Linked DNA regions of Homo sapiens: region 2 is linked to region 1. Evidence: read pairs that join two places in POLR2A ChIA-PET (ENCODE). Cell type or tissue: OCI-LY7. All regions are shown on one strand. Links, peaks and the distances in the headings refer to the core of each region. The heading gives the core; the rest is flanking DNA.

Evidence for each region. Peaks named below come from ENCODE experiments on the same cell type or tissue, not always from the same donor. Only the 100,000 strongest peaks of a DNase experiment are listed, where the experiment ranks them.
Region 2: POLR2A ChIA-PET joins it to region 1 with 9 read pairs; 1 of 35 experiments calls an interaction of 5 or more read pairs at or near these places.

What each region holds. Positions count from the first base shown.
Region 1 is chr2:223,882,359-223,898,303 of GRCh38, forward strand. WDFY1 (WD repeat and FYVE domain containing 1) reads right to left here. Exons shown (of 12, transcript NM_020830.5): 7 at 13,146-13,272; 8 at 11,876-11,981; 9 at 2,290-2,391. Among named protein-coding and RNA genes, the nearest start is that of AP1S3, 53 kb to the left of the region's middle. RefSeq lists enhancers at 13,370-13,429, 13,440-13,589, 13,600-13,659, 14,401-14,460, 14,581-14,780 and 2 more. In OCI-LY7, for the core only: a CTCF peak has its summit at 12,372; DNase peaks (open chromatin) are centred at 11,723, 13,173 and 14,623; H3K4me3 peaks cover 3,183 bases; H3K27ac peaks cover 3,683 bases.
Region 2 is chr2:222,903,973-222,919,917 of GRCh38, forward strand. It overlaps ACSL3 (acyl-CoA synthetase long chain family member 3), which reads left to right. Exons shown (of 17, transcript NM_004457.5): 4 at 4,761-5,178; 5 at 12,347-12,524; 6 at 14,074-14,183; 7 at 15,092-15,230. The coding sequence starts at 4,801. It overlaps ACSL3-AS1 (ACSL3 antisense RNA 1), which reads right to left and starts at 15,629. Exons shown (of 3, transcript XR_923949.3): 1 at 15,567-15,629; 2 at 15,258-15,387; 3 at 12,682-13,817. It also overlaps the pseudogene ATG12P2. RefSeq lists enhancers at 2,157-2,729, 2,730-3,301, 3,473-4,095. In OCI-LY7, for the core only: no CTCF peak of the experiment used is centred there; DNase peaks (open chromatin) are centred at 8,379, 8,989 and 10,429; H3K4me3 peaks cover 3,273 bases; H3K27ac peaks cover 4,639 bases.

The DNA.
Region 1 (15,945 bases), core at 9,726-14,725:
TGCCTCAGCCTCCCAAAGTGCTGGGATTACAGGCGTGAGCCACTGCGCCTGGCCTAGCTTTTGCTTTAAAGCACATGGTTTCCCTCTAAAGTAGGGCAACAGGAGCGGGGAGGATATGCCTTGAATTGCAATCACCCCAATTCAATGTATCAATTAACACTCACAAGATAGACAATTCTGACACTAGTCAAGGATTTCCAAAAAACTTTGCTGTACTGGTCAAATGTTGCTTTTCATTCATTCATATTATCTGTCTACATGTTAACAAACAATATTATTAACAACAAATTTAGTTCATTTAGGAGCCTAATCACTGTAGATTTAGGGAAAGAAAAATTTATTCCTCCATCATAAAAAAGGCATTATTATTATTTTTTTTTTCAGAGACAGGGTCTCATTCTGTCACCTAGACTGGAATGCAAAGGTGCAATGGCATACAGCTCACTGCGGCCTTGACCTCCCAGACTCAAGCGATCCTCCCACCTCAGCCTTCCAAGTAGCTGGCACTACACGTGTCTGCCACCATGTCTGGCTAATTTTTTGATTTTTTTGCAGAGACAGGGTCTTGCTATGTTGTCCAGGCTGGTCTTGAACACCTAGGCTCAAGTGATCCTCCTGCCTCGGCCTCCCAAAGTGCTAGGATTACAGGTGTGAGCCACCATGCCCAGCCTAAAGGGTTTTAAAATAAGTTTTATTTATTTATTTTTATAGAGACGGGGTCTCATCATGTTGCTCAGGCTGGTTTCAAACTCCTGGGCTTAAGCCACCCTTCCACATTGGCCTCCCAAAATGCTGGGATTACAGGCATAAGCCATCATACCCGGTCTAAAATAAGTTTTAAATGCACTATGCTCTCATTAAGAAACTAATGCCCATAATCATGTATTTTGCTATTTTCTAAAATCTCTCAAACTGTGATTCTGGAAATAAGCCTCAAGAACATTACAAAATAGTCCAATTATTATTACTGATTTTGACATATTCTTTTACCGCCAAAAGTTTAGTGACCAGCACCTCTTCTCTCTTCTGTTAACTGTTAATAAATGGAAGTAAAATCCATTTCTCTGTGTTTCCTTTAGAAGTAGGGAATACTTCACCTATTAATTATACTGCACTAATTACCATCAGCCATGCATTGTGAGAACTTGGCTAATGACAGACAGAACTCAGGTGCTATTTCAGAGCTTTATAATGGTCTGAGCACTAATAATTCCCTTCTTGCCTGCCAGTCTCATATGAGACCTTACTGTGGAGTATCTCTGAGTAAAATTTTTTAGATTTTATTTATTAATTAATTTATTTTTTGAGATGGAGTCTCGCTCTGTCACTTAGGCTGGAGTGCAGTGGCGTGATCTTGGCTCACCGCAACCTCCGCTTCCTGGGTTCAAGTGATTCTCCTGCCTCAGCCTCCCGAGTAGCTGGGATTACAGGCGTCCGCCACCACACCCAGCTAATTTTTGTATTTTTAGGAGAGACAGGGTTTCGCCATGTTAGCCAGGCTGGTCTCAAACTCCTGACCTCGGGTGATCCACCTGCCTCGGCCTCCCAAAGTGCAGGGATTACAGGCCTGAGCCACCATGCAGGGCCAAAAAAGTTTATTAACACATACAAACTTTAGGCTAATCGCTCATAGAGATGCAACCAATAATAAAAGGAATAAAATCAGCATTCTTTTTTACTTACCTGCTTTTTTTTTTTTTTGTAGAACTTTAGTATTACAAGAATCCTTTAACAGCACCTTTAAAATCTACAGGCTATTTGGAACATATTTCTTTAATTAAAAAATTTAAAAAACAGTACTCAAAACATGCTTAATAAAAATATTCCAGGTATGCTTATAAGGGAACAATTTAAAATAATCTAAAACTCATAGGGTCAGGCATTCAAGTGAGGACTAAATTATTACTTTTTATCTGTTTGTGACAGCATAAGGTATATAACTGTATGACTTTATTCTAATTTTGTTCTTGGCTAGCATAAAACACTGACTTTAATAAGTAATAGTCTTAAACTGAAAGATCTTTTATCTGTTTAAAAATAGGCTCTCAGGATTTTCTACGCACCCCTGCCTTTCCAATACAGGACAAGCAATGGAAAAGTGAGGTAACAGTCTCACTGGCCCTGGGAAAGGTCTTCCTCATTGTTAGTCACACAATGATAAAGACATAGAAAATGTAGGAATTAATAGCATTTGCAAAAACAAAGTGTGTTTCAAAAAAACCCCAGATTAAGTATGCAAATAGTGAAATACACAATCAAGCCAGAGATGACTCGACAGTGGCTACTCACTTGTCTTAGCCCCAGCGTCTTGGTGTCCCACATCTGCTTTATGTTCCAGAAAAATGGCTGCTCACATTTCTGACAAGAATCACTTTCCAACCACTGAGGAGCCTGGGGGAGCAGAAAGTCAAAGCCACCATCAGTGTGTCTATATTTACTCCCATGTTTCAAAATTAATACAACAGTTCTAGACCTTGCCAAGGTTAGTATTTCTTTTCTTCTTTTTTTTTTTTTTTTGGTCTCCCAGGCTGGAGTGCAGTATGTGTGATCTTGGCTCACTGCAACCTCTGCCTCCTGGATTCAAGTGACTCTCCTGCCTCAGGCTCCCAAGTGGCTGGGACTACAGGCATGCACTACCACTCCAGGCTAATTTCTGTATTTTTAGTAGACATGGGGTTTTGCCATGTTGGCCAGGCTGGTCTCAAACTCCTGACCTCCCAAAGTGCTGGGATTATAAGCATGAGCAACCATGCCCGGCCAGTTAGCATTTCTTTTTAATTCCACGAAATATTCTAGCTAGTTGTCATATTCAATATTATGTTTAATTGTGTGTGGGGGGGGGTCTTTTTTGAGACAGGGTCTCACTCTGTCACTCAGGCTCGAGTGCAGTGTCGTGAACATGGCTCACTGCAAGCTTGATCTCTCAGGCTCAAATGATCCTCCTGCCTCAGCCTCCCGAATAGCTGGGACCACAGGTGAGTGTCACCATGCCCAGCTAATTTTTTATTTTTATTTTTTTGTAGAGACAGGATCTCACTATATTTCCCAGGCTTGTTTTGAACTCCTGGCTTCAAATAATCCTTCTGCCTCAGCCCCACAAAGCACTGGGATTACAGTCACGAGCCACTGCGCCCAGCCTTAACTGTGTGCCGAGTAATCATGGCAATTTTAGCCATGGTTACAGGGTGTTCAATTTGTAATCTATAGATAGGAGGGAGTAAATCAGTTTTTATTGTGAACCCTTAAGGGTTGTCTTTATGTATTTCTTTTTTATGCCAAAGATGTTTGAACTCTAAATCCAGTTGAGTAGAAACCCAGTGCATGCAGCAGAATCTGGTGACCTACCACTTGGAAAGGCTTGCGGGGTCACAGGTGACTAACAGAAGAGATCTGACAAAACCCCATCACCTAGTTGCTCTGGGTAGGGACTATGCCGGCAGATTTGCCCCCCTTCCCTTCCCAGCCACAGCAGCACGTCCCTCCCTCCTGGGGCCACACAGGCATCCTGCAGCTTCACTGAGCAGCAAGCTCTGGTACTGGAACTCTTGGTGCACGTTTCTTCTCCCCTCTAACCAATGAGTTACTTTTTGGTATTATTCATCTTGATCTAGCCACAGCCTGTCACACAGTAGGTTTTTAATGCATTTTTGTTGAAACAGAGGAAGCAGTCTCAAAATTAATTTGTTAAAAAACTTAGAAAATAGGCCAGGTGTGGTGGCTCACGCCTGTCATCTCAGCACTTTGGGAGGCCGAGGCAGATGGATCACCTGAGGTCAGGAGTTCAAGCCTGGCCAACACGGTGAAACCCCGTCTTTATTAAAAATACAAAAATTAGCCGGGTGTGGTGGCACACACCTGTAATCCCAGCTACTTGGGAGGCTGAGGCAGAAGAATCACTTGAACCCAGGAGGCGGAGGTTGCAGTGAGCCAAGATCATGCCATTGCACCCTAGTCTGGGCGACAAGAGCAAGACTCTGTCTCAAAAAACAAAACAAAACAAAATAAAAACTTAGAAAATATTTCTCTAAACAAAAAATTACAAACTATACTCAATTCTAAGACAAACCTGCTAAAAGCCTGTTTAGGCCGGGCGCAGTGGCTCACACCTGTAATCCCAGCACTTTGGGAGGCCAAGGCAGGCGGATTACCTGAGGTCAGGAGTTCAAGACCAGCTTGGCCAATGTAGTGAAACCCCATCTCTACTAAAAACACAAAATTAGCCAGGCGTGGTGGCACATGCCTATGCCTATAATCCCAGCTACTCAGGAGGCTGAGGAGAGAAAATCGCTTGAAACTGGGAGGTGGAGGTTGCAGTGAGCAGAGATTGCACCACGGCACTCCAGCCTAGGCGACAAGAGTGAAACTCCGTCTAAAAAAAAAAAAAAAAAAAAGCCTGTTTAACCCCAATCACTTAACATTATATATGTGCAACAAAAATAGTAGAAAATATTTTTTCTAAAATATATATTAATATATTTGGTGGTTTGAACGATGGGTGCCCCTAGTTCTTCATTTTCTCTCCTATTGCATCAAAACTTTTGGCCTTCCTATTTCTTATTTTAGATCGGTCACTAGAAATATTTCTACATATAACAGACATTAGAAAGGCCTTTTTTTGAGGTGGGGGTGCAGAAGGCACTCACAAGTAGACTGAAATAGGCTGAGATAGAAGAAAGGTTTCCTTAAATAACTGGGGAATGTTGGAGATGAGAAGGGATGAAAGAAGAATAAAGAGATGTGTATCTATGTGAGAAAGATTATTTTCTTGATATGGAATTACTTCTTTGTTTCTGTGATCAATGCAAGGCAGGTGGTGATGGAGGCTGGTGATGTGTGGGGATACTACCTGGGGACACTGTCCCTAAGAGAGACACAGCAGGCTGTGCTGCCAATGGCACAGGGTATTTAATTGCCGGAAGAAGGAAAGTTCTTATGTCTGGGACATGCCCAAGCGTAACTCTTGCAAAACCACAGTCACATGGACCAAAAAGCAGCACAAAAATGTATTCACTAAGCCATCTCCAAACAACTTCAGTAAGGGCTAATATGCTTTAAGGACGACACAATGAAGGCTTTAATGGAAACAGACTAATAGATGAAAGTTTGTTCCCGTTTATACTTTCCATACTTAGCAGCAGGGAATTCGATGTTTAATTTAGTGCACAAAAACATTAAGTGTAAAAAAGACCTGACTTGCAAACTTGCCCATTATTGCTCAGTGCTTTAGAAATTCACTTCTTTCTTTTGTCTACAGTTAATGGCTGGATTTTCTATTTTCCTTGAACACACAGTGTCTATTAAGTATTACTTAAAATAAAAATCTTAAACTTTACTGGTCTGGAATTCAGAAATCTCGCTCTCAACCAAAACAGAGGGAGGATTAAATTTTCTATTTTTCTTGAGTTAAAATTTGGTTAAAAAAAATAAAGAAAAATCACTGAATGAAATGTCTGCATTTTCCCCCCTTAGCCTCTCATTTATGACATTATTGGCCTGGTTTGATCCACAAATTTTTAAAATTTGTTTCCTAGGACATAACAGATTAAAGGGACTAAGGTGGGTAGAATTGAAGGCAAGAACATAGTTTCAGGAAAAACGTTCTCAGTCCTACATGAAATAGTTTTCTACACAAATACAAAATTGTATTACCATGAAACACACATGCAACATTTGTGGTCAGAATGGTGAAACTGCATCATCAAGAAATTAGTAAATTACATTAAATTTACACTTTTTTTTTTGAGACAGGGTCTCGCTTTGTCACACAGACTGGACTGCAGGGGCACAATCATGGCTCACTGCAGCCTCAACCTCTGTCTCATGCGATCCTCCCTCCTCTCAGCTGCCCTAGTAGTTGGGACTAGAGATATGTACCACCACACCCAGCAAATTTTTTGTACAAAGAGGGTTTCTCCAAGCTGCTCAGGCTGAACTCCTGGGCTCAAGTGATCTGCCTGCCTCAGCTTCCCAAAGTGCTGGGATTACAGGCGTGAGCCACTGTGCCCAGCTGTACATTTTCATCAAAGTGATTGTCTTCATAAGGGGCTGGCATTTGAATTATGTTTCAATTACCCAGAGCATTCCTTTAACACAAAAGGCCTCTATCTCCAGCAATGTCTGTTAAGCAGTACATCAATGGATTTCCTAATATTTTAATGTTTTCAAGTGATTCAATTTCAAGCAAGGATTTTAAAAATAAATACAGATAAGCCATTTTTAAATTCTCAATTTTTTTTTTTTTTTTTTGAGACAGAGCCTTGCTTTGTTGCCCAGGCTGGAGTGCGTTGGCATGATCTCGGCTCACTGCAACCTCTGCCTCCCGGGTTCAAGCAATTCTCCTGCCTCAGTCTCCTGAGTAGCTGGGATTACAGGTGCCCACCACCACACCCAGCTATTTTTTTGTATTTTTAGTAGAGATGGGGTTTCACCATGTTGGTTAGGCTGGTCTCAAACTCCTGACCTCAAGTGATCTGCCCGCCTCAGCCTCCCAAAGTGCTGGGATTACAGGCGTGAGTCACCGTGCCTGGCCTAAATTCTCAACTCTTTTTTTTTTTTTTTTTTTTGAGATGGAGCCTCGCTCTGTCACCCAGGCTGGAATGCAATGGCGTGATCTTGGCTCACTGCAACCTCCGCCTCCTGGGTTCAAGTGATTCTCCTGCCTCAGCCTCCCAAGTAGCTGAGATTACAGGTGTCTGCCACCATGCCTGGCTATTTTTTGTATTTTTAGTAGGGTTGGGATTTCACCATGTTGGCCAGGCTGGTCTCGAACTCCTGACCTCAGGGGATTCACCTGTCTCAGCCTCCTAAAATGCTGGGATTACAGGCATGAATCACGGTGTCTGGCCTCTCAATTCATTTCTAATAGTCATAGCAAGTGGTTCATAGCAAGTGGTTCGTAGCAAGTCGTCACAAAGTCTAGGAGTCAGATCTCTTGCCTTCCAATCCTGGCTCTGCCACTTGTCAGCAGTGTCCTCAGGCACGTGACTCAACTTCTCTGTGCCTAGGTTTCCTTATCCACTGTTATGGTCTGGCTCTGTGTCCCTACCCACATCTCACTTAGAATTGTAATAATCCCCATGTGTCATGGGAGGGACCCAGTAGGATGTAATTGAATCATGGGGGTGGGTTTTTCCCATGCTATTCTCCTGGTAGTGAGTAAGTCTCACAATATCTGATGGTTTTACAAAGGGGAGTTCCCCTGCACATGCCCTCTTGCCTTCCATGTAAGACATGACTTTGCTCCTCCTTCACCTTCCACCATGATTGTGACGCCTCCCCAGCCATGTGGAATTGTAAGTCCATTAAACCTCTTTCCTTTATAAATTACCCAGTCTCAGGCATATCTTTATTAGCAGCCTGAGAATGGACTAATACATCTGTAAAATGGGATAACAGTAGTATATACCTCATAAGGTTGTGAGGATTAAGTGAGTTAATATTTGGGAAGTGTTCAGAATACTACGTGGCATACAATAAGTGACATCTAAGTCCAGGCAATGTGCCAAGTGTTTCATGTTTTTTTATTCTACTTAATTTTCATTATGTCCTAGGAGATACCGAGCAACACTATCCCTATTTTACAGGCAAAGAAACTGGCTCAGAGATTAAAGCAACTGTCAATGAGTACACGCAGATCCTGGGCAGATCCAGGAGTCCAGCCTGCCTCTCTCTGTGTATCCCTATGCTCCACACAGCCTCTGTATATGAGGCCTATCCACTTCTACCTATGGGGGTCTCCAAACATGGTCCTGGGCTAGGGCAACCTACAGATCTGAGCTCTTGCCTCAGGGAGCATGATTCTGTTTACAGGTTTAAGAAAGAATATTACTTTGGCTGGGCGCAGTTGCTCACATCTGTAATCCCAGCACTTTGGGAGGCTGAGGCAGGTGGATCACTTGAGGCCAGGAGTTCGAGACCAGCCTGGCCAACATGGTGAAACCCTGTCTCTACTAGAAATACAGATATTAGCCAGGCATGGTGGCACATGTCTGCAGTCCCAGCTACTCAGGTGACCGAGGCACGAGAATCGCTTGAGCCCAGGAGGCAGAGGTTGCAGTGACAAAAATATATGCTTAAAAAAATTTGAGATAACAAATTAAAATCAAAATCAGAAACAAATAGCTTTTTAGAACATATTTTAATATAAGAGATACCCCTAACTTTATTTCACTTAATACTCAGAATATAGCATTACACTGTAAGCTAACATGAGCCATCCTTATACTTATTATCTAAGAAGAAGCTTTCGTTTTGTGCTGAGAAGAGCAAGAGAGAGTATTAATCAGTTATTATAATTGCTTCACTCTCTTTTCTCCATCTTTTTGCACCTGCCAAATCTGAACAAAGATATGGCAAGAATAAATTCCATTGCTCTACTGCCACTAACTGCTGCACTCGTCACACTGCACTAGTATATAAAATGCTATACATTCTGTAACCTACTAGTTTTAAAATAAAGTTCTCTTTTCAAGAAGATTCATTCTAATTATTGTTACTTCCTCATTTATATTTTGTGCCTACTTCCAAAAAAGGATCCCTTCTCATTATGATCTGGCAGGGAAGCAAATCTGCTTCCAACTCGACAGCGTAGTGGTTGAAGCCACAGTGGGTAGTAAATGCTCCAGTTAGTATTGACAGGGGACTTGGAGAGAAATTCCAGGCAAGCATTGCAGAGCTAGAGGATCTGGGATCAATCCTCTATGCCCTGGTCTAAGAAAGTCCTATAAAACCCTAAAGGCCAGGCACGGTGGCTCATGCCTGTAATCCCAGCACTTTGGGAAGCTGAGGCGGGCGGATCACTTGAGGTCAGGGGCTCGTGACCAGCCTGGTCAACATGGTGAAACCCTGTCTCTACTAAAAATATAAAATATTAGCCAGGTACAGGTATGGTGGCATAAGCCTGTCACCCCAGATACCTGGGAGGCTGAGGTGGGAGAATCACTTGAAACTAGGATGCGAAGGTTGCAGTGAGCCGAGATCGCACCACTGCACTCCAGCCTGAGTGACAGAGCTAGACTCCGTCTCAAAAAAAAAAAAAGCCCAAAAATCCTAAGGCAGGGTCAGAACCTTATAGATTATAGCCTGTTTATCCTTGCAATACATTTTCTCAGTTATTAAAAAACAAACAAACAAAAAAACCCACTAAAAATAATGCATCTTTTTGACACAATTTGCCTTCCTGTCTCTTCTACAGACGCAGTGAATTGTGCACACAGGAAATGCCTTGATTGATGGGACTATTTTTTCTTTCCCTAGATAGAGAAATACACTCCACAGTGATGCACTTTGACGGTAGGAATCCCACTTCTACTTTCTAAGTACTTTTTCTAAAAGAATTTACCAACGATAAAAAGAGCAGGTTAAAATCTAAGTTGTGAAACCCTCGGGAAAGCCACCAGCAGTGCTGGGCACCAACAGTCTCCTCCCCTCATCATCCAGGGAATACAGCCTTTCTCTGAGTTTTCCGCTCTCTCAGAATAAGACTGAAAAATAATAGGCCAAGAGCCAAGAACAGTTTACTAGCTTTTCTTGCTGCATATAACTAGTAGCTGATAAACGTAAAACACAGTTCGAATAAATCTTTGCAAATATAGTATTATGCATCCTATAATTTATATATATATATACATATTTTTTAGATGGAGTTTTGCTCGTCGCCCAGGTTGGAGCGCAGTGGTGCAAGCTTGGCTCACTGCAACCTCTGCCTCCTGGGTTCAAGTGATTCTCCTGCCTCAGCCTCCCAAGTAGCTGGGATTATAGGCACCTGCCACCATGCCTGGCTAATTTTTATATTTTTTAGTAGAGACTGGGTTTCACCATGTTGGCCAGGCTGGACTCCAACTCCTGACCTCAGGTGATCCACCCACCTCAGCCTCCCAAAGCGCTGGGATTACAGGCATGAGCCACTGCGCTGGCCACATCCTATACTATTGAGCCAATGTATCTGTGTTTAATAATAAAATATTCTAAGCCTTACCAAATAATTTTTAGAAAATTCAAAAAGAGAAATTAACCAGCAGACATGTAATCCAAATTTCCTCTATCTGACTTGTCTTACAAAGTTACCAAAAAATCTCACAATCAGTACGTCTCTGTATTATGGATTGCATTTTATTATTTATAGGGTAGTCTATTTCTTCCACTAGATTACACATTTCTTGTGGGCAAGTATCTTTGTGTACAGTAGCCATAAAGTCTGGAAATGAGTAATGTCACCATTTAAAAAAAAAATAGATGAAAGCCCCTTGATCACTTCTACTGGAATATGCTAAAAATGAAGGTTTAATCAGTGAGAATCAGACTCACAAAGAATCAGAGACAACACAAAGCAGACACATGTGCAGGGACTGGTGGGAATTCTGCATCAACGCATAATGTCTATTACAATGGTGCACAGCACACTGAACAACATATTGCCATAAAGGACAGGATACTGAACAGATCATGTGATGTCATGCAACACAGTAGGTACTGCAATGCAATATCAATAAGCCATTTATTAAATACATTCACTTGAGTTTCCCGACTGTAAGGACACCCTGTAGGTGCCCAACAAATATTTCTGAAGTTAAACTATAAGTCATTAACATCCCTCATGATCTAAAATCTTCTCTGGAATCAACTTTTTTGCTAACAACATCGTAAGTTGTAGATGTCACTTAGAAAAGAAAGATAATGACAGTACAGGCAGAGATGAGAATGGAAACCTTGATTGGAAATCATTTGACGACATCTATAAAAAGCCTTAAGAATGTATATATCCTTGGACCCAGAAGGTCTATTTCCAGAAATTTGTCTGAAATAAATAATTGATCAATCACACAATGACAAGGTCAAGAATATTCACTGCAGCATTCTTCAAAATATTTAAAAAAGAGAATGTACACAGTGCCTCATGCCTATAATCCCAGCAATTTGGGAGACTGAGGCAGGAGGATTGCTTGAGCCCAGGAGTTTGAGACCAGCCTAGACGATACAGCAAGACCCTGTCTCTACCAAAAAAAAAAAAAAAAAATTGAAAAATAAGCTGTGCATGGTAGTGTATGCCTGTAGCCCCAGCTACTCAGGAAGCTGAAGTGGGAGGATCGCTTAAGCCTGGGAGGTTGAGGCTGCAGAGAGCCAAGATCATGCCACTGCACTCCAGCCTGGGTGACAAAGCAAGACCCTGTCTCAAAAAAAAAAAAGAGAGAGAGAGATTGTTTAGACAATTAGACTGTCTGTCTAAAGAACTGGAAGACAACTGAGAAGTCATTTCATTCCACAATTCCACTTTATGTAGGAGGGAACAGATACTTAGAGAAATTAAGGCACTTAACCAAATAAGGTCTCACAACTAGTTAGTGGCCGAACCAAGTTAGAAATTAGGTCACCTGAAAAGAATACTATGTCGACATGGCCTCAGTGAACTAGAACTCAATGGGAAGTAAAAGCAGAGAAATGGAAATATATTTTCCCAGAAACCTGTCAAGTGTTTAGCTATGTCCCTGACAGCAGTCACTGATGCATCTCTCAGGGTTTCCTACAGGAATGCTACGGGACCACAATGGTGCTTCGGAGGACCTCTATGCAGTCCAAATCACTGGATATGCCAGAAATCTGTCTCAAAGTGTTATCTCAGTGTATTGCTCAAGGCTGAGAACCAGCCTAAACGCTGATTGTATATACTGCATGTCATTGGTAGAAACTCTCAAATGAGCAGAGGAAGCAATGCAAAATGACACAAAGGACCTTGTCAGAAATAACCCATTAGCAGAAGGGGAAGCTGGGACTGTCTGCACCTGGACCAGCATTTACAGCTTGCGGGGTGAAAAGCCAAGAAGAAGCCAGGTTCCTGGGGGTCTCCCCCGATCAGCCTGGACTTGCCCTTGTCTCTTACCTCTTCTCTGCTAACATCCATGTTCCACACTGCAATTCCGCCGTCCGAGGAACAGGAGACGAGCTGCCTGGTGAGCTGAAGGTAGCACAGCGACTGCACCTTGTCACTGCAAACAGCACACACAACAGTCACTTGTCTCCATGCGGAAAAACACAGGAACTGTCTTCATTTAGGCTCAAATTGCTCTCCTCATTAAAATCAGCAAGTGGTATTTTACCACTGACTATTTAGCATGGTAAAATGAATTCTAGTATAAACTTTACTTGGCATTTTATAACTCATAATACAGAATGATACTTTCTATAAAATATATGACTACTTTCAAATCGGTCATTAAGAATTGTAGGCCAGAGATTTGATGAGGGCTATGGTTTTTGGGACCAATCAACATGATTTCCCTTTCAGATGCATAAGATTTACCTACTTGTTCAGAAACAAGAACGAAGGAGGTATAACTCCCCTACTGACCACAATTCATATGAACAAGGAGTCAAACACCACAAAGATCACTAGTGTGCACACACAAACACACACAGACACACACAGATGGGGTAAAGACCTCTGTCCCTCCTGCATGCCTGTCATACTACCCCTTAGGATGCCCAAGGAAACAAGCTCTTGGCCTGTTATACTTGTGTATAATATGTTTCCTCAGCTAATTTTCAGCTTGACTGTGATTATAGTAACAGCTGCAGCCTAGCCAAAAAGGAAAGAAAAGAAAGCAAGGTGAAGATGTATTTCTTTTTCTTTCAGGGCTACAGGGCAAGATCCTAAATATACAATGGTATCACTCAGGTGAATTCCACTGTCAAACTAGACAACATTTCTTAATTTAATATCTTTTAGAATAAAAAAACAAAGAACAAAAAACAAGTTAGGCTCCCAGCTCAACAACAGCTTAGTATCATGTTACATGCAACCTTCCATGGTCAAAGTCCTCACCTGCATCTCTATCCTATGCCTGCCTTAATCAGATATTTCAACAGGGTGACTCCTTGAGAGAAAAAGTGGCAAGTGCTCTTTGGACTAAGGAGGAAGAAAGCCCTGCATTTGTTTTTTTGTTTGTTTGTTTGTTTTGTTTAGTTTTTTGCTACTAAACATCAGACACTCGGGGCTGACAGAAAGCAGTTAAAAGTGAACTGAGCCCTATCAATGATAATTGCCATCTTAGAACGTGGGGTTTGCAGAAAGTGGTATCAGACTATTAATGCCTTTCACTAGCTCCCCACTAACTCGGATTCTTTCCCCACCCCCACAAGTGGTCACGCACTGATGGCCCTGAAGTAACAGCGTCCGGCCTTTCCTTCCTCCGATGTCCCACATGATGATGCTGTTGTCAGATGCTCCTGAGAAGAGTAACCGCTGAATAGGGTCCCACCAGAGGCAGGCGACACTACCTAGGGATTTGTGAGAGAGAGAGAGAGAGGGAGGCAGGGGAGAAGTAAAATATAACTCTACATCAGGACGTATACATTTGACAGCTGAAGACCAAACTAGGAGCAGCTGAGTCTTTAAGCAAAAAGGTATCTTCATGGTGTACAACGGGTCATTCAACCATGCTATCATGAGTCATACAGAAGACACAGCACCATTATCCACAGTCATAAGATTACAATTTTCAATTATGCATCAAACTACTTTGGGCCGGGCATGGTGACTCACACTTGTAATCCCAGCACTTTGGGAGGCCAAGGAGGGCGAATCACTTGAAGCCAGGAGTTCAAGACTAGGCCTGGCCAACATGGTGAAACCCTATCTCTCCAAAAAAACAAATTAGCCAGGCATGGTGGCAGGCGCCTGTAATCCCAGCTACTCGGGAGGCTAAGGTGGGAGAATTGCTTGAACCCAGGAGGTGGAAGTTGCAGTGAGCCAAGATAGCACCACTGCGCTCCAGCCTGGGTGACAGAGTGAGACTCTGTCTCAAAAAAAAAAAAAAAAAAAAAAAAAAAACTGCTTGTAATACAAAGATTTTTAAAGAAGTTTTTCGTTCTTCTGTGACAAAAATTACAAAGTAGCTTACATACAAAATGTTCAGAATGAAGAAAAAAATTGCTACTAATATTTAGTGACAAAAACCAGTAAAGTTTACTGTGTCCAACCTACACAAGATAAAAAATCTAGATTATTCTGGGTCTCTGGGACATGGCAGGTGTTTTACCCCAAGATGTCTATGTTTAAGCAAATTACATTAAGTACCACAGAAAAAAGTCTGTTGTACACTACATAATTATGCCAAGTAATTTATGTGAAAAATCTGAACTTCACATTTCATACTTTATATTGGCTAACTTATCAAATTTGAAACCCTTGGGGAAATCTTTCTTTCTACAGGTATATCTTTCAGTAGGTCCTTTCCTTGTTCATCGACTGCTGTTTGTCTAGAAGAAACATTAATCAACTTAGTAAAACTGAACCAGCCACACAAGCTAATAATAATTTTGGTAGGTATATAGAAAATTAATGATGCCATATTCAAAAGCAAACAGAAACTACTTTATCACATACACTTTCCAAAAACAGAACAAAAGTAGAAACAAATATTCTGCAAAGGCTTCAGGGGTTACTTTCACATGACTTTCGACCCTGTGTAATCTATGTGCCATCCATTTCAGTTAGAGGCTTAAGAGCAGATAAATACGGTCTTTCAGCATGAAAACCAGTACCCATTCTGGTAGTTACTAGAACCCATTCTGCCTTTAGCAACCCTGAAAAAACTGGCGAGCCTGGGGGTCATGAGAGAATTAGTCATAAACAGAAAGTGGTTTCTTCACGGGCCTCTGCTTTCCTGCCCAAAGCTATTTTAACTTGCTGTTCTCTTTTCTTCTTTTCCCCTACAGGGTCCTTGATTTGATATACTCCATTTCACCTAAATAGATTACATAGAAAGCATAGTGTACATTTATTATAACTTGTTACAACTGAAACGCTTACTATGGTCATAAATAAGTCCATCATTGATTCTTTCAGCAACTCCCCAGTTCTCCATAAACCAGATGGCCTCAAAGCTTGTACTTTGTGACATATATCAGAATGTGATCTTGTGATCTGTATGAAAACTGCAATCCATTACAGCTTAGCATCTGACATAGTTTAGACATGTGTCCCCTCTAAATTTCGCATATATATATATATATATATATATATATATATATATATATTTTTTAAGACGGAGTCTCTCTCTGTCACCCAGGTTGGAGTGCAATGGCATGATCTTGGCTCACTGCAACCTCTGCCTCCCGGGTTCAAGAGATTCTCCTGCCTCAGCCTCCCTGAGTAGCTGGGACTACAGGCACCTGCCAACGTCCAGCTAATGTTTTTTGTATTTTTAGTAGAGATGGGGTTTCGCCATGTTGCCAGGCTGGTCTCAAACTCCTGACCTCAAGTGATCTGCCCAACTCAGCCTCCCAAAGTGCTGGGATTACAGGTGTAAGCCAACGGGCCCAGCCTCTAAATTTCATGTTAAACTGTAATCCCCAATGTTGCAGGTGGGGCTTGGTAGTTGGCTCATGGGGGTGGATTTCTCACGAATGGTTTAGTGCCATCCCCTTGGTGCTCTCCTTGAGTCAGTAAATGAGCTCCCTTGAGATATGGTTGTTTAAAAGTGTGTGGCACCCCCACACCCCCACTCCTGCTTTTGTCATGTGATGTGCCTGTTCACACCTCACCTTCTGCTATGACTGTAAGCTTCCTAAGGCCCTCACCAGAAGCATGCCGGCACCATGCTTCCTGTACAGCCTGTAGATCCACGAACCAATTAAACCTCTTTTCTTTATAAATTACCCAGTCTTAGATATTTCTTTACTGCAATGCAAGAATGGCCCAATACAGCATCTAATGAAACCTCTTTATTACACATGTGTATGTGGCGAGTCACTCAATACAATCAATGGACTTTAAAAACCCCTCCACAGAGCTTCACCAACCCACTGCACTACAGAAATGAAATTCCACCCAGTAATTCTTTTCCCTCAGTCCCTACACAGGGTATGTTTCCCAAGCAGAGGCTGAACCAGCCCACACATTTCTTCTAATTGTATTTATCAGGTCTTGCTCAGGGGCTTAGAAACTGA
Region 2 (15,945 bases), core at 5,576-10,575, 980 kb before region 1:
CCATTAAAACAATTATGGTCGGCTGGGCGCGGTGGCTCACGCCTGTAATCCCAGTACTTTGGGAGGCCGAGGCGGGCGGATCACCTGAGGTCAGGAGTTCGAGACCAGCCTCAACATGGAGAAACCCCGTCTCTACTAAAAATACAAAATTAGCCGGGCGTGATGGTGCATGCCTGTAATCCCAGCTACTCGGGAGTCTGAGGCAGGAGAATTGCTTGAACCTGGGAGGCGGAGGTTGCAGTGAGCCGAGATCGCACCATTGCACTCCAGCCTGGGCAACAAGAGCGAAACTCCATCTCAAAAAACAAAACAAAACAAAACAAAAAACAATTATGGTCATTTTGAGAACTGGTAGTGAAGTTTATATGGTCTTAGTCTCCATTTCAACCTTGGAGGCAGATCTGTGGCAATGAGAATAGTAATGTATAGGAACGGTGGGTCTGCTCTGATGTCAGTCTTTTATGATGATTTGTATATTAATACAAATCACGTTTTTGTGAGTCCATTCATGCTGTGGATGTTTTCTTAGGCATTAGCATAGGTCATAGTGGACACATACTGAATAGGTCATATCTGTTAAGGCTCTTGCTACAAAGCATCAAAACTTTTCAGAACTATTTCCTCTGTGAAAATTCATTTTAAGTAGCAAGTTGTTTTTTTCTGTGGTTCATTCCCATGCCTGAGATTTGCAGTAATGTAGAACTAGTTTACCATCACTGCTGAAACACTCATAGAAGGTTCCAAATTCCTGGTCCAGGGAAAGAGCAAAAGCCTGACTCACATAAATAAACAACTGAGGTTGCAAGTTTAAGGAACTTTTTTGATGAAGTCAAGGAGTCTTTGGATGGTTCGAGTTCACTCTACTGCCTGCTTCTTTGTTTTCATAATAGGAACATGTCCCACAGCCTTTAGTAGGATGTCAGAATTTTCTTGATGTTGCCAGCAGGATCCTGTGTCCCAGGAAACTACAGTGGAATAAGGGGGGTCTGAGGTGCTTGCTTTGGGGAGACCTCTAGAGTAAGTCCTTTGCTGCCAGCAGCAGTTAAGGGAGGTAGCTGTGACATTGTCTTCAGCTTCTGCCATCTTGTTAGGTCCCAGGTGAGATTTTGAAAAGGATTGTTCAGGGGTGGTAAGAGCTCAAACAGGCCTGCCTCAGCCTCATGATAAGCCACTGCATCTGGCTAATTTTTTTATATATGTTTTTTGAGACAGGGTCTTGCTTTGTTGCCCAAGCTGGAGTGCAGTGGCAGGATCACAGCTCATTGCAGCCTCGATCTCCCTAGGCTGAGGTGATCCTCCCATCTCAGTCTCCCGAGTAGCAGGGACTACAAGTGTGCACCACCACACCCTGCTAATTTTTCTCTTTTTTGTAGAGATGAGGTTTTACTATATTGCCCCGGCTGGTCTTGAACTGCTGGGCTCAAGCAATCCGCCTGCCTTGGCCTCCCAAAGTGCTGGGATTACAGGCATGAGCCACCATGTCTGGCCATGATATTATTTTTAATTCAAAAACAAACATGCAAAATTAAATTTTAGTGAGAGAACTTAGTTGGATAACATCTTTCTTCTGGGTTATTAGGGTATGTTTATTCTTTGCAACTCTGATGTTCTAGGTGTAGCAAGACCGTTTGTTTTCATTTTGCCATTTTCCTGTACAGAAAGCTTTAATGTCTCCCCATGACCTTTATGGCAAAAACCAAATTCCCTCGACCAGTCTTTGGATTACTACACAATACATTGTCAAAGAAAATAGCCTGGAATGGTGAACAGAGCCTGAGGCTCAGTTGGGAGTCCTGACTTCTCATCAGCTGTGCATGAGCAAATTTGGAGGTGTTCCTTAACTTGTAAAATCGATTTGGATTTTTGGTATTTTAAGCATGATTTCCTTTAGTTCTTTTTTTTTTTTTCCAGAGTGCTAGAATTCAGTCTTTTAGTTCTTTGAACATATTTATAATAGCTGCTTTGCTGTCTTGTCTACTAAGTCTGACATCTGGGCCTTCAAGGACAATTTCTGCTGCCTGCTTTTCCCTTCTTTCTGTGTGTCATACTTTTCTGTTTATTTGCATGCCTCATGATTTTGTGTTGTAAACTGGGCATTTTAGATAGTATTTTGTAGCAACTCGGAATACTGATTTTCCCTCCCCTCTTCCAGGGCTGCTGCTTGTTGTGTTGTTTCCTTATTTGTTAACTGACTTGGCTGAGCTATTACACTGAGGTTTGTTTATTCTGCACAGTGTACCCTCAGATGTTTCTCCTCAAGAGGGTACACTTGGGCACGCACATAGTCACCCTGGACTGCCCTTCTTGAGAGATGATAGCCGATTTTCAGCAGGGCTTTCTTTAACTCTCAGATCTCCTTGTTAAGCTTCTGCTTTCATTGGTATCACCACCCAGCAACTATTCTTCACTAATTGCTAACTGATTGCTTTATTGTTTTGGACAAAGCTTTGGGCCATAAATTTCCCCACTTGTGATCCAGTTAAATTAAGATGCCCTTTGTATAGGGGTTGTGTTTGATGGCAGTCTTTGAGGCTTGTCATGTCAAAAAGGAGGATTCTTAGGTATCTCTTTCCCTGGTTCTCTGTGAAACTTCTACAGTAGTTGGTTAGTCTTTCACTTGCTGCTGTCACAGAACTACCAGCCTCATTTTTTTTTTTTTTTTAGATGGAATCTTGCTCTGTTGCTGGGCTGGAGTGCAGTGGCGCTATCTCTGCTCACTGCAATCTCCGCCTCCCAGGTTCAAGCGATTCTCCTGCCTCAGCCTCCCGAGTAGCTGGGACTACAGGCGTGTACCATCACGCCCAGCTAATTTTTGTATTTTTAGTAGAGACGGGGTTTCACTGTGTTGGCCAGGATGGTCTCGATCTCCTGATTTTGTGTTCTGTCCTCCCTGGCCTCCCAAAGTACTGGGCAGCCTCATCATAATTGCTTACCACCAATGTCTGTGTTGTTTTTGACAGTGCCATTAGGCATGAACTTTTCCATTCTTTGTTCTAAATATAGTCGGTCTTAGAAATTGCTAAGGGGCTCTGTGTTCTTACAGCCTGCTTCTCCAGCCTGTGCAGAACCTTTGTGCCATTGTTCTGGAGCTGGGGCTGGGGACAGCAGCTTGATTTTCTTATAGTTATATCTGTTCTGTGAGTGGTCTACTAGGCCATCAATGTACCCATCAGTCTTCTCTGTTTGGAGCTTCTTGGCCTGCATGGAACCTCTGCTTTACAAGAGGTGAGGCAAAGATGATCTGTGCTTGGTGTCCTTGGCCTGATGCATCTGGGGTAGAGCTTCTGCCCTAAGAATGGGGACTGGATGAAAGAGAAAGGATTCTTCAGTTCTCTCATCTATCTACACTTGCCTGGAATAGAATTTCTGCAACACAGAGCTAGGGGTAGGAGGTGAAAAATGCTGGCTGCTTGCGTCACTTGGGAAGAAATCGTAGTCCTGGATTTGGAGCTGGGTAGGGTTAACTAGTTACTAGTTAGCTTCAGTTTTGTTTCTTCAAGAATGATGGCCGGATGTGGTGGCTAACACCTGTAATCCCAGCACTTTGGGAGGCTCAGGTGGGAGAATTGCTTGAAGCCAGGAGTTTGAGACCAGCTGGGGCAGCATCATGAGAGCCTGTCTCTACAAAAAAAATTTTGAAAAATTAGCTGAGTGTGGTCACACATGCCTGTAGTCCCAACTGTTTGGGAGGCTGAGGAGAGAGAATCGCTTGAGTCCAAGAGTTTGAGGCTGCAGTGAGCTATAATCTTGTACTGTACTCTATCCTGGGTGAGATCCTGTCTTTAAAAAAAAAAAAAAAAAGGTATTATTACCCACCTGCCACACAATGGCTGTTCCCCTCTGCCCGGAGTGCTCTTTCTTACCCAAATAGGCACATGGTACGCTCTCTCTTCCTTATGAGTCTCTGTTCAGATATCACTTAGCTGTAGCACCTCTCCAACGTTGCCCCAGTCACTTTCTATTTTCCTTACCTGGGTTTATTTTCCTCATAACATTTATCACCATCTGGCACGTACACATGCATGCATGCATACCTACATATTTGCTTGTCTACCTCTCCCAGTGAACGTGTAGGTTGCACGAGAGTGGGAACTTAGGCCGTTTTGTTTACTGTTACTTTCGCAGTGCTTAGAACGATATCTAACATAGTGGATTTTCAATAAATCTGATGAATGCAAAGTACAGAATGACCAAAGTATACTGCTTTCTTGCGTCATAGTTTAACCTAACTTGAAAACTATCTGTAGAGCCATTGTGGAAAATGAATTTTTTGTGTTTGCAAACTCCAGTTGCTTGTTGCTGACTAGAGTGAGAATGGGGCTCACAGGGAAGGAATGTGGTGATTATTTGGCAGTGGCTGCTGGGGCTGTGAGAGAGGATGGATGTGTTGTATTTGTAAAGTACTTGCCATCCCTAATGCAGTGAGATGCTAAAGCACAGGAAATGGGTAAATTTTTGGTCTTCCCCCAACCCTCTTTCTGACTTGCTCCCTTTTTACTACTGGGAAATGTTTGTGGATACTTAAGGTTTTGGTTGGAACAGCCGCCTGTTTACAGTATGATGTGGAAACTTTTCTTGTAATTCCGTTGTTAATAGATATTGTACAAATGAGTCTCTTAGAAATATCAAGACATTGTAGGGGACCAGTGTGGTAGCTGCTGCCTGATAGAAAAAAAAAAATCTTCATTTGCCGATGTAACTTTTCTTTAAATTATTTTAAAATGATTTTGAACTAACGCCTTTCTTTTTCTTCCTCCTAGATTCTCGCTGAAGTCTGTTAATTCTACTTTTTGAGTACTTATGAATAACCACGTGTCTTCAAAACCATCTACCATGAAGCTAAAACATACCATCAACCCTATTCTTTTATATTTTATACATTTTCTAATATCACTTTATACTATTTTAACATACATTCCGTTTTATTTTTTCTCCGAGTCAAGACAAGAAAAATCAAACCGAATTAAAGCAAAGCCTGTAAATTCAAAACCTGATTCTGCATACAGATCTGTTAATAGTTTGGATGGTTTGGCTTCAGTATTATACCCTGGATGTGATACTTTAGATAAAGTTTTTACATATGCAAAAAACAAATTTAAGAACAAAAGACTCTTGGGAACACGTGAAGTTTTAAATGAGGAAGATGAAGTACAACCAAATGGAAAAATTTTTAAAAAGGTAAGATGATCTTTCATTGCCTTTGAATTCTTTCGAATAAAATATCCTGTTAGAAATGAAGTAAAGGGCAAGCACAGCCTGCCTCCATTAGAATTCGCTGTTGAAGGAGAAGCAGTGTAGGAAGGGGGCTAGACTACCTTCTAATTTCTTCCTGTACTTACCAGCACTGATATGTTCTGAGTTTTCAGAAGGACATCGCAACCCAGTGGTGTGGAGCTCTTCCCCAGTGTCTACCAGGGTTTGGAATGTCTAGGGCAGTTTTGAGTATGAAACCATACTCCCTGTCTCTAGAGCAGCTGGGTGCTGGAAATGGCTCCAGGTTTTGGGGTGGGACCTGCTGTGTTAAATGTGGCTTAGATGTGGGTTGCAGTGAGTGCTTCATGTCTTTGTACTTTGGCTGTGGCAGTTGCATGGTTCTTAAAACATTTCTTTTCAGAAATATGGAGAAACCTGCCATTGTTGATTTGAAACAACGGGCAAGATGTTCTCAGAGGCAGTGTAACAGCGATTAAGAGCCTGGACTCCAGACCCAGACTATAGGTCTGAATCTTGGCTTTGCCACTTAACTGGCTTTCTGACCCTGGAAAAGTAGGTTAACTAATTCGCCTCAGTTTCTTTTTCTGTAATATGAAGATAATGATCATTACTGACACTCAAGAGCCAAGCTGTTCTAAGAGCTTTACATATATCATCTTAAGACTCACAGTTACCCTATGAGTTAGTTGTTATTATTTTCACTTTACAGATGACAGCACTGAGGCACAGATAGTTGAGGTAACCTACCCCAGGGACACTACAGCTAGGGAAGCTGGGACTGGAATCCAGGCCTTCTGGCTCCAGAACTCATACCCTCCATTCTTCACTGATCACAGCTTTCATGCTTGTGAGGATTGAGTGTGTGTGTATATATCTGCAATGTGCTTAGAACAATTTGTGGCACTTAATGTAAATGCTCTAGCTTTTATTATTAGATTACTATTATCTTGAGAATTCAATGAGGAAAATTATAGTAGAAAATTCAATGAGGAAAATTAGATCGTGGAATAGTGTGTTTCACTGGTAGTATAGAAATGGCGTGAGAATGCCGTTTATGAACTTGGATATGTGACTTCCTTATGAGCAGTTCTTGAAACTCTAGTAAGTTAAAAATTGAAGATAAAGTATTTTTTAGAGGGGGTACAGTGAAGTGATGTGTAGTTGGTTGATAATTTGGTTAGGTAATAGGTTTAATATCTTTTAACCATTTCCAGCTACTTTGATCCCCAACTGGCTTTTTTTCCTGTCAGTTACAAGGAAACCGTCAACTCTTGAAGGAGAGTCCAAATAACTGCAACTATGGAATGAAAAACTCAGAGCTCCTCTTTTACTGGAGGGCCAGAGGGATGTTGCTTAACCTCCTCTATATATGGCCCATTAATTTTGCCACTTAAACAAATTTCATACATCATTTTCCTCAAAACATGAAGGAGATGCCAAGCAAGTTGATGTCAGTAATTCCTAGAAACTAAAAACATTTTAACTTGACAACAGAATATGTAAATTTCCTCACGTTTAAATAGAGTAGTTGTGTATCTTGTTTTATCTGAAACCATCCTGATTTATACTTGTTGCTGTGACATTAATAGTGCCCCCTTACAGTCTCAAAAGTGCCCTAGTTTGGATAGTTATGTGGTCACCTTATTTTTAAGACATATTCCCTATTTCTTTTGCAGACTTAGAAAAAACTGAATTTTTTTCTATTTAAGATCTCGCTGAAGTTAATAGCACATTTCTAGAAATTGAAATCATGAGTTAAGCATGTTTGATTTTTCTTTTCCAGCCTATGGATTGTAATTTCCAAAACATTTTATCATAATGAAGTTTGCTTTTGTCATATTTACATATCTGGCACTGCCTTTTTTTTTTTTTTTTTTTTTGAGATGGAGTTTCACTCTTGTTGCCCAGGCTGGAGTGCAATGGTGCCGTCTCAGCTCACCGCAACGTCCGCCTTCTGGGTTCAAGTGATTGTCCTGGCTCAGCCTCCCGAGTAGTTGGGATTACAGGCATGCGCCACCACGTCCGGCTAATTTTGTGTTTTTAGTAGAGACAAGGTTTCTCCATGTTGGTCAGGCTGGTCTCGAACTCCCAGCCTCAGGTGATCCGCCCACCTCGGCCTCCCAAAGTGCTGGGATTACAGGCATGAGCCACAGCGCCCAACCAGCACAGCTTTTTATGGCACTCTGTTCTTGAGTCTGTTTTTGAGAAATCGGGTAGTTATGAGAAGGTACTGAAAACAGTACATTTTTATGTGCAAAAGTTTTCTACTTTTCTATCTGCTTATAGATTCATTTTTTTGTCTTTGATATGCTATTTGAATTCAAAGGTTGGATTCTCTTTTAGTCTAAGCATATATACAGAAGTCTTATGTTTCAGGAAGCTTCGTTTTTCTCCGGTATCCCACACATATTTTATTCATTTTAATGTGGCTAGTATTGTCTTTCAGTCGTCATTCGGTATGTACAGCAGCAAACTAGTTCTCAATTGTGTAAAAAGAAGAAAAGCTTATGTGGTGAATATGAAATTTCTTCCTAATTCGTGTATCAGTATAACTGGACAAAATAAAATCCTAGAGCTATGATAGTTGTTTCCTAAATGTGCGTGTGTAAGTGTATGTGGCTCTTTCCTGCTTATCTTAACCATAGTGCCTTTGTATTCAATGATTATTCAACAAAGTATGAAGTATTTGAACTCATAAAAGTTAGGTGAGACAGACTGTTTTTTAGCAACTTTTTCTGTCTATAGTTCATTACTGTGAAGTTTTATTTAGTTAGTAAAAGGAGGTTTTGAATTTCTATATGTCAGAAGATCTGCCTACTAGCATTTGCTATGAAATTGGCATTTGTGGTTCATCAAACTTTGTTCAGAAGGCTGTGTCTAGACTGTGTCTTGGGAACATGTTATAGTTTTCTTTAGGTTCATTGGGAAAGTAGAATTAATTTTTAGATTTTGCATATAATAAATGAAACAAGTAGTTTCTCTTGGCCATACTCAAGAAGAAAGTGTGCAGTGTCGCTGGTTAGCTGAGGCTTTAGTTTCTGTTCATTCTGTGTTGCAGCTGTGGCAGTGATCTGCAGACTGCAGAGTGGGTATCTCAGCTGCATGTTAAACATGCTAGGCCTTTTTCGTTTTCCCCTCTCTTGGTTTCTTGTTACACCCATTGCATTGCATCAGTAGCAGCATCTGCCTAGGGTGTTGAAAAGGGGAACTTTCACAACTGGTGGGTTAAGCTGTGTACTTTCTGCTATTAGTGCCTGCTAGCTGATCAAGCTCAGTGAAGTGTGTCTTCATTAAATAGTTTCCATATTTGAAGATAATCTTCAACTGGAAAAGAAAACGAATGTTGTAGCAATATTTAAAATATTTTTTGAGTAAGACTTTTGGGGATTAACCCCAGAATGTTGTATCTGATATGGTTGAAGGAAAGATGCACAAGCCTTATTTCAAATTAATGAACTTTGAAGCTTTGTTTCCATCTTATCCCAACAGTCTATTTTGAGGTCCTGAGGGGAGGATGAGTGGATGAAAAAAGGCAGTGGCGATGACCCTGCTCTCGTTGTGTCCAAGGTAGAGTAGCCACCAGCTTCACTACGACCAGATTCTTCCTTGGGGGACAGAAAAACAAAAGGCACTTGGTTGCTTGGCAGGCCTTTTCAGGGTCCTTTTAAGTTTCATATGGTTTTATAAAACTGTAGCAGAGTTAAGAGCTGGAACCTGTGTCAGCATCACCTGATTCCAGTGTTCCCAGCAGTAAATGCATTGCACTAACGTCGTCTTGAAATGAACAGTGAAATGATTTCAGGACAACCTTAAAATACATGTATACCTGAAATAGAACAAAGCTGCAAAGACTAAAAATAGAAACAGAAAAGAGTACAAGCTGGCTCATATACTTTGTGAGCCATCAGAAACACTTGATTTTTTCTTAGATATTTTATAAAAATAAGAAGAGAATGAGGGATTATGTAATATGGTGCTTAGAGAAGACTTCACTATGACATTCCTTCTAAATTGATCCAAAAAGATAATAGAAACACTCATTTATGTCCTTGTAAGTTGACTTAGCTTTCTTTTCCTCTTTCTTAATGCCGTCTTTTGTGTTATTTCTTAGTCACATTTTTTTACCCTGTTTGTGTATGTGTATAAAACTTATTTTCTGATTTATTAGGACATTTGCATCATGCTATATGTAACAAATTATGGTCAGTCTCTTGGCTGGGATTTGTGGGTTGGTTATTATATTACTCTTCTCTTAGTTTCCCCTTCCAAACTGTCCCTCTCCTTTCATCCTATTTATTAAAGGCACTGCTGCATACCAAATTGTTGAAGCCAAAAAATCAGGGGTGTCTGATTTACATCCCTTACAGCCTCCCCCCGCCTTTTTTTTAGCAGGCCTCCTTGCTTCCACACTTGCCCCCAACTGTAATTCACTCACACACAGCATAAAAATGATTTTTCACAATTGTTAATCAGGCCACCTTACTCACCTGCTTAATAAGACCCGGACTTCTTTCTACAGTGCAGTTGAAGCATTGTGATTTTATGCTTAATCTCTGGAATGAGTTTGCCTGGGTTCATATTCTAGTCCCATTACTTATTAGTTACATGATTTTGAACAAGTTATATTTACTCTACATCTCCATATTCTCATGTGTAAAATAGGGATAATAATAGTAACAGTTTTTTACAGGTATGGTAAGAGTTTAATAAGTTAACACTTGCCGTGTCCTTAGCATGTAGTAAGCACTAATAAAGGTTAGTTACCCTCATTATCATTATCATGATTATTACAACTATCCAGATCTCTTGAATATTTTTACTCTGTGGCTCCCCTCAGAATAATTTTTTCATAGTGATCTTCAGTTGCAGAGAGAATGGTTAAATGAAGCCAGGTGTACTTTACTGAAGAAGACAGGAATGTGTGTAATTTTGAAATATTTCTAAATAGTGAAAGTAAAACAAGTCCTAGTGCTTAAAGAGGTTTTCAGTAGGAGACAAGATTACCACCTGTAAGTAGAGAGAAGGAAGGGTGGAAGGTGTGTGTGTACGTGTGTGTGTGTGTGTGTGTGTGTGTGTGTGTGTGTGTGTGTGTATTTTGAGACAGGGTCTCACTCTTGCCCAGGCTGGAGTGTAGTGGTATGATCATAGCTCTCTGCAGCCTTGAGTTCCTGGGGTCAGGTGATCCTTTTGCCTCAGCCTCCTAGGTAGCTGGGACGACAGGCATGTACTGCACGTCTGGCTAATTTTTACACTTTTTTAGACATGGGGTCTTGCTGTGTTGCCCAGGCTGGTCTCGAATTCCTGGCCTCAAATGAGTTGCCTGTCTCAGCCTTCCAAAGTGTTGAGATTACAGGCATGAGCCAGTGCACCTGCCCAGAGGAGGCTATTTGAATAGAGAGAAGGTTTCAGAGGTATTTCAGAGGGTGAGAAAACGAATAGACCAGGGATGTATGATAGGATTGCTTCAGGGTGTTGAGGTCCTAGATTTAATAAGGTTGGCTGTTCTGCAGCAGTGTTCAATGATATTGGCAAGGAATAAATAGTTTAATCTTGTCTTGGGCTAGCCATAGGGACAAAGTTAGGATTAGAAACTTTTCCAGCACAAATCAGATACAATATAGAGTGGGTAGTGTCCTCTAAATGTAATATTTATGAAAAACATAATTACTAGATGATTCAGTGGTTTAAAGAATTAAAATCATGAGATTCAGATTTCGTTTTATATTTTATTTTTTACATATGTGGAAATCTTACGCTCATTTGATTCCTTTGCCACATGGTGGCATCATTGCATGAGTTTACATATTTAGATTATATATCAAACACCTTTTCAGAACACACATAGTCTTTGAAATTTATAAATCCTGTCACTTACATATTAGAATCTGGAAGGTAGTGCATTCTTAACCTTTAGAGTGTAAAATTCTTAATAATTATAATCCAGTTCCTGCACATTTTGGCCAAGTTGTCATCTGTCTTCTAACCCTCACAGAGCTCCTTTTGAAGTCATTGGAGCTCCCTGTGCTGAGCATTTCATGGGGGTAAAGAGCAAGGTGAGAGTTTGGGACCAGTAAAGTAAATAAGTACCATCTTAAATGCAGTTGCTTTATCCATCAAAATAAAAATTTATTTCTTAAATGCGTAATTGCATGGGACACTAGATGGCAGCATTTATCCTTTTCCGTTTTTATCCAACCTCTTCTAGAAATTTCTTAAATGTTTACATTTATAAAATGAACATGGTCAGATGATTTTAAGGTGTTTGAGATGTATATTACTGACACAGCCATGTTTGGGAATTAATTACCTATATATTTTTGCAGAGAGAGGAGCTTTTTATACAGTCCGTATGTAATTAGGGATTTATGGTTTTGTCTAAGTTGAGGAAAATTTCTAAAGACAATATGTTAAAAAACTTCAAAAGGGAGTTTTTACTAATGCATATTTGGTATTACCAGCACTTACGATAAACAGATAAAATATTGAAAACCTGGCGGTGCCAGTAAGCATTTAAGGCTTGAATAGAGGGACTTTGAATAATATAACTAGTCCACCTGGTTATGTAAACAGAAACTTGTTTACTTTGCTTTTGCTTATCCAGAGTTTGGTATGGCAATTCAAGTTCAGCAATCATAAAGATTTCTGTTAGCTTGGATAGAGAAAGTTTCTGTGAATCATTTTATACCGTCTGATACTGACATTTAGGAATTCCTAAATAGAGAGAAATTAAAATTTTGGCATCTGCGGTACTTGGTACTAGGCTAAATATTAAGTTAACACCTACATCATTTAAATAGGTGAAATTTATAAGTAGATTATTAGTGTATGACCATTTGGCCAGGCAGTTGACCTTTACGAGCCTATCAAACTCTCAATATTTTTGAAAACCAAAAATAAAGCCAAAAAACCCCCCAGTTACAATATAAGATTTGAGTTGTTATAGAAGATGTCACAAAATAGCTAATTTTTAAAATAGATTTTTCACTCAAACTCAGTTTCTGGCTTTTTATTAAAAAGATAATTCTATGCAAACGTAACTTTCTGGTTCATCATAACATTTGGACGATATTCTGGTTTCTTCTGTAAATTATTATTTTGATTACATTAAAAAAATTTTTTTTTGTTTTATCAGGTTATTCTTGGACAGTATAATTGGCTTTCCTATGAAGATGTCTTTGTTCGAGCCTTTAATTTTGGAAATGGATTACAGATGTTGGGTCAGAAACCAAAGACCAACATCGCCATCTTCTGTGAGACCAGGGCCGAGTGGATGATAGCTGCACAGGCGTGTTTTATGTATAATTTTCAGCGTATGTAGACTTTCTTATCTTCTGGAAGAATGAACTTAACTGATATTTATTGAAATACTTTACTCTGAAGAGGTTAAAATTCTGATGTTAATTTTCACCCAGTGTCCAGTTAGTGGAGAACTCTGTTGTGACTTGGAATTTTTGGTTTATTTTGGAAAATAAATCAATTATATGACAAATTGTACCAATCAGTGTTGCAGTGAGGCTTGAACCTCTTCATGGGAGACTTTCAGGTCTTGAGAACTAGACCTACACTTAGGGGCCGTTGTTCCAATACCATTTCTCAGGAATCCTCTTTAGAAGTTACTGTCAATTTTGTTCTGTCACCTCTATCAGTAACAACAGTTGACCTCCGAAACACTTCCATACTGAAACCTGGTGAACTTCAAGGTGCAGGTTAAACAATAGAGTTTTCATATTGTAATTATCTGAATGGTAATTGTGGTGGCTCAGTCTGTGAGATAGTTCTGGAAGCATAAGTTCAGAGGTCTCGGTGCCAAAATGTGACAGTAATTTGTGGATGTTTAGTCTCATCCTTCAGATGAAACAGAAAATACACTTTCACCAGATTTCTTGCTGTAAATTCCTCCACCTTTTCTTTTTCTTTTTTTTGAGATGGAGTCTCACTCTGTCGCCAGGCTGGAGTGCAGTGGCACAGTCTCAGGTTACTGCAGCCTCTGCCTCCCGGGTTCAAGCAATTCTCCTGCCTTAGCCTCTCGAGTAGCTGGGACTGCAGGCGCATGCCGCCATGCCCGGCTAATTTTTTGTATTTTTAGTAGAGATGGGGTTTCACCCTGTTGGCCAGGATGGTCTTGATCTCCTGACCTTGTGATCCGCCCACCTCGGCCTCCCAGAGTGCTGGGAATATAAACGTGAGCCACCGTGCTAGGCCTCCTACACCTTTTCTTTTAAACAAACATTCCATTTTTGTTGTCACAGGTTTGGATTTACATTGTTTCTTTTGAGGAGCTTTAAAAGAATTATTTTCAAAGTCATTTTGTGTATCTTTTTTGAGTTAGGCAGAAAGTAAATAAAAATCTACACTATTCATGTTATGTAATTTCAGCATTTCAGAGAATGTTTGTCTTTAGATATTTTTGCTTGAGAATAAACGGTACTGCCACTTGTTTGTGCTCTTTTCTTGACATACACCGTAAATCTGACATTCAGTGTGTCATCCTATTTGTATATGTTCTTTTTCACATTGTAAAGCCAAGTGGCCAACAATTAAGAATTTGAAGTCTTAGAAATCAGTTATAATTCCTTCACAATGTGGTAGTCCCAGAGTAACATCTGTAAGTGAAACAAAATAAAAATTTAAATATCTTCATCTTTAAAAATTGGAAATCTTGGGGCATTTAGGGGAGGATGAGTAGGTGTAATGTTGATTAGTATGATAAGATAACTTTAAAAAACATAACACTTATAGACTGTGGATTTAACAGTTTAGGGCTCCTAATGCGTTATTATGATTCATCTCCACATTCAGAGACTTTACATTTGTAGTTAAATGTTTGAATATTTGACTGGCTGCTGCTTTTCCTTTTAGTTGTTACATTATATGCCACTCTAGGAGGTCCAGCCATTGTTCATGCATTAAATGAAACAGAGGTGACCAACATCATTACTAGTAAAGAACTCTTACAAACAAAGTTGAAGGTGAGGACTCTAGTTACTTTCTAACTGTCTGATACTTTAGAATTTTCAGTGTCATGAGCCCTATTATTGATACTTAGTTCTTTTATGACTTTTAAGTCCTTAATCTTTGTGGACTTTTATGAATATCATACTTTATTTTTTCCTTTAGAAAATAAAAAGTAGATTTTGTATATATTCATGTATAAGTAATCCAGAGTTATAAATTGTTAAGATGCCTATGTTTAAATTGAAGAAATTACGACTACTTTTTCTCTTATTGTGCTCATCTATTTTCTAGTTTACTTTTAGTAAATTTGTAATTTTGAAGGGTTATATTTTAAACTAGTAATTTTTATTTTACTTCTGAAGCATTAAGTAATTACAAGTTTTCAGAATTGTTTGGAAGTTAAAAAGGGAGACTTTTAATTATATTACAGTAAAAAGAGTTTCTTTGGTCTCTAGACAACTCCCAGAAATATCTGGGCTATTCTATATGGGGGAAGGAGGAGAAAATTCACATGTAAACTTGTTCAAAAAGAAAATTTTGAACAAGTTTGCATGTGAATTTTCTCCTCCTTCCCCCATATATTTTTATGTAGTCTCTTGAAAATATGAGGGGCTTCTGGTTTCTCTACAGTTTAGGCAACCTGTGTTTACATGCCCGTTTTATAAGGCAGTACCCTTCTTGATCAGGGTTTTACCAAAGGCCAAGGGTACACACAGTGAATCTAATGCTATAAAATAATAATTTAAATTCAGACCAATACTTAATCATCTGTAAAAAGTGATATTATGCCAGTGTACCCTTTCTTCTTTCTTTTTTGAGGCAAGAAATTACTTAATGATTCACCGAATATGGTAAACTAGTATTCTTATTCGCTAAGCTGCTTGAAAAATAATGAACGTGATGAATGTTGGTGTATTTCTAGGATATAGTTTCTTTGGTCCCACGCCTGCGGCACATCATCACTGTTGATGGAAAGCCACCGACCTGGTCCGAGTTCCCCAAGGGCATCATTGTGCATACCATGGCTGCAGTGGAGGCCCTGGGAGCCAAGGCCAGCATGGGTATGTTACACTTTTCTAATTCCTTACCTGTGCTTTCTGGTGACCACATTCTCCAGAATTATGCCAAAGTTTTGATTCTGAGGTTAGCTCAAATGACACATCAGTTTTCTAACATCAGTTAGGAAAACAGGTCCCTCTAGGTATACTTTCATCTTGTCTTTAAAGAAAGTTTTAAGGAAAAATATAAACATTAATTATTAATGTTTTAAAGGTAGTATTTATTTGAAATTTAAAATATTTTACATTCAGTTTTCATTTCTTTTTTATGGTGATAGTTTTGGGTGGTTTAAAGTTAGTTTATAAATAATGACATTTATCTTGTCCTATGTGAATTACCTGTAAGTGTTAACAGAGTGGCTAAACCTGGAGGCCTCCTTTTACTCCCTGTTCCAGTTCTTCCCTTTCCTGAGGTGAAAACCTTACCCTCCAACTAGCACACCTAGGCATGGTGACTCTACAAGTTCCTATTCTCAAAAAAGCGTCAGAAAATGTTAGCTAGTGTACTAGTGTTTAGAGATACTGCAAAAGCTGCTGGGATGCTGGGACTGCATTTCCTCTGTAGTTGGAAACCTAGTAATTAGATGTAAGCATTCACTCAACTCAAATTTTAGGCACCTGGAATTTGAGTGGTAGTGGGATATTTAGATGCAGATATATTGTGGACAGTGGTGTGTAAAAGTCTAGTACTCGAGTTATGTTTGGACTTAGAGATTTG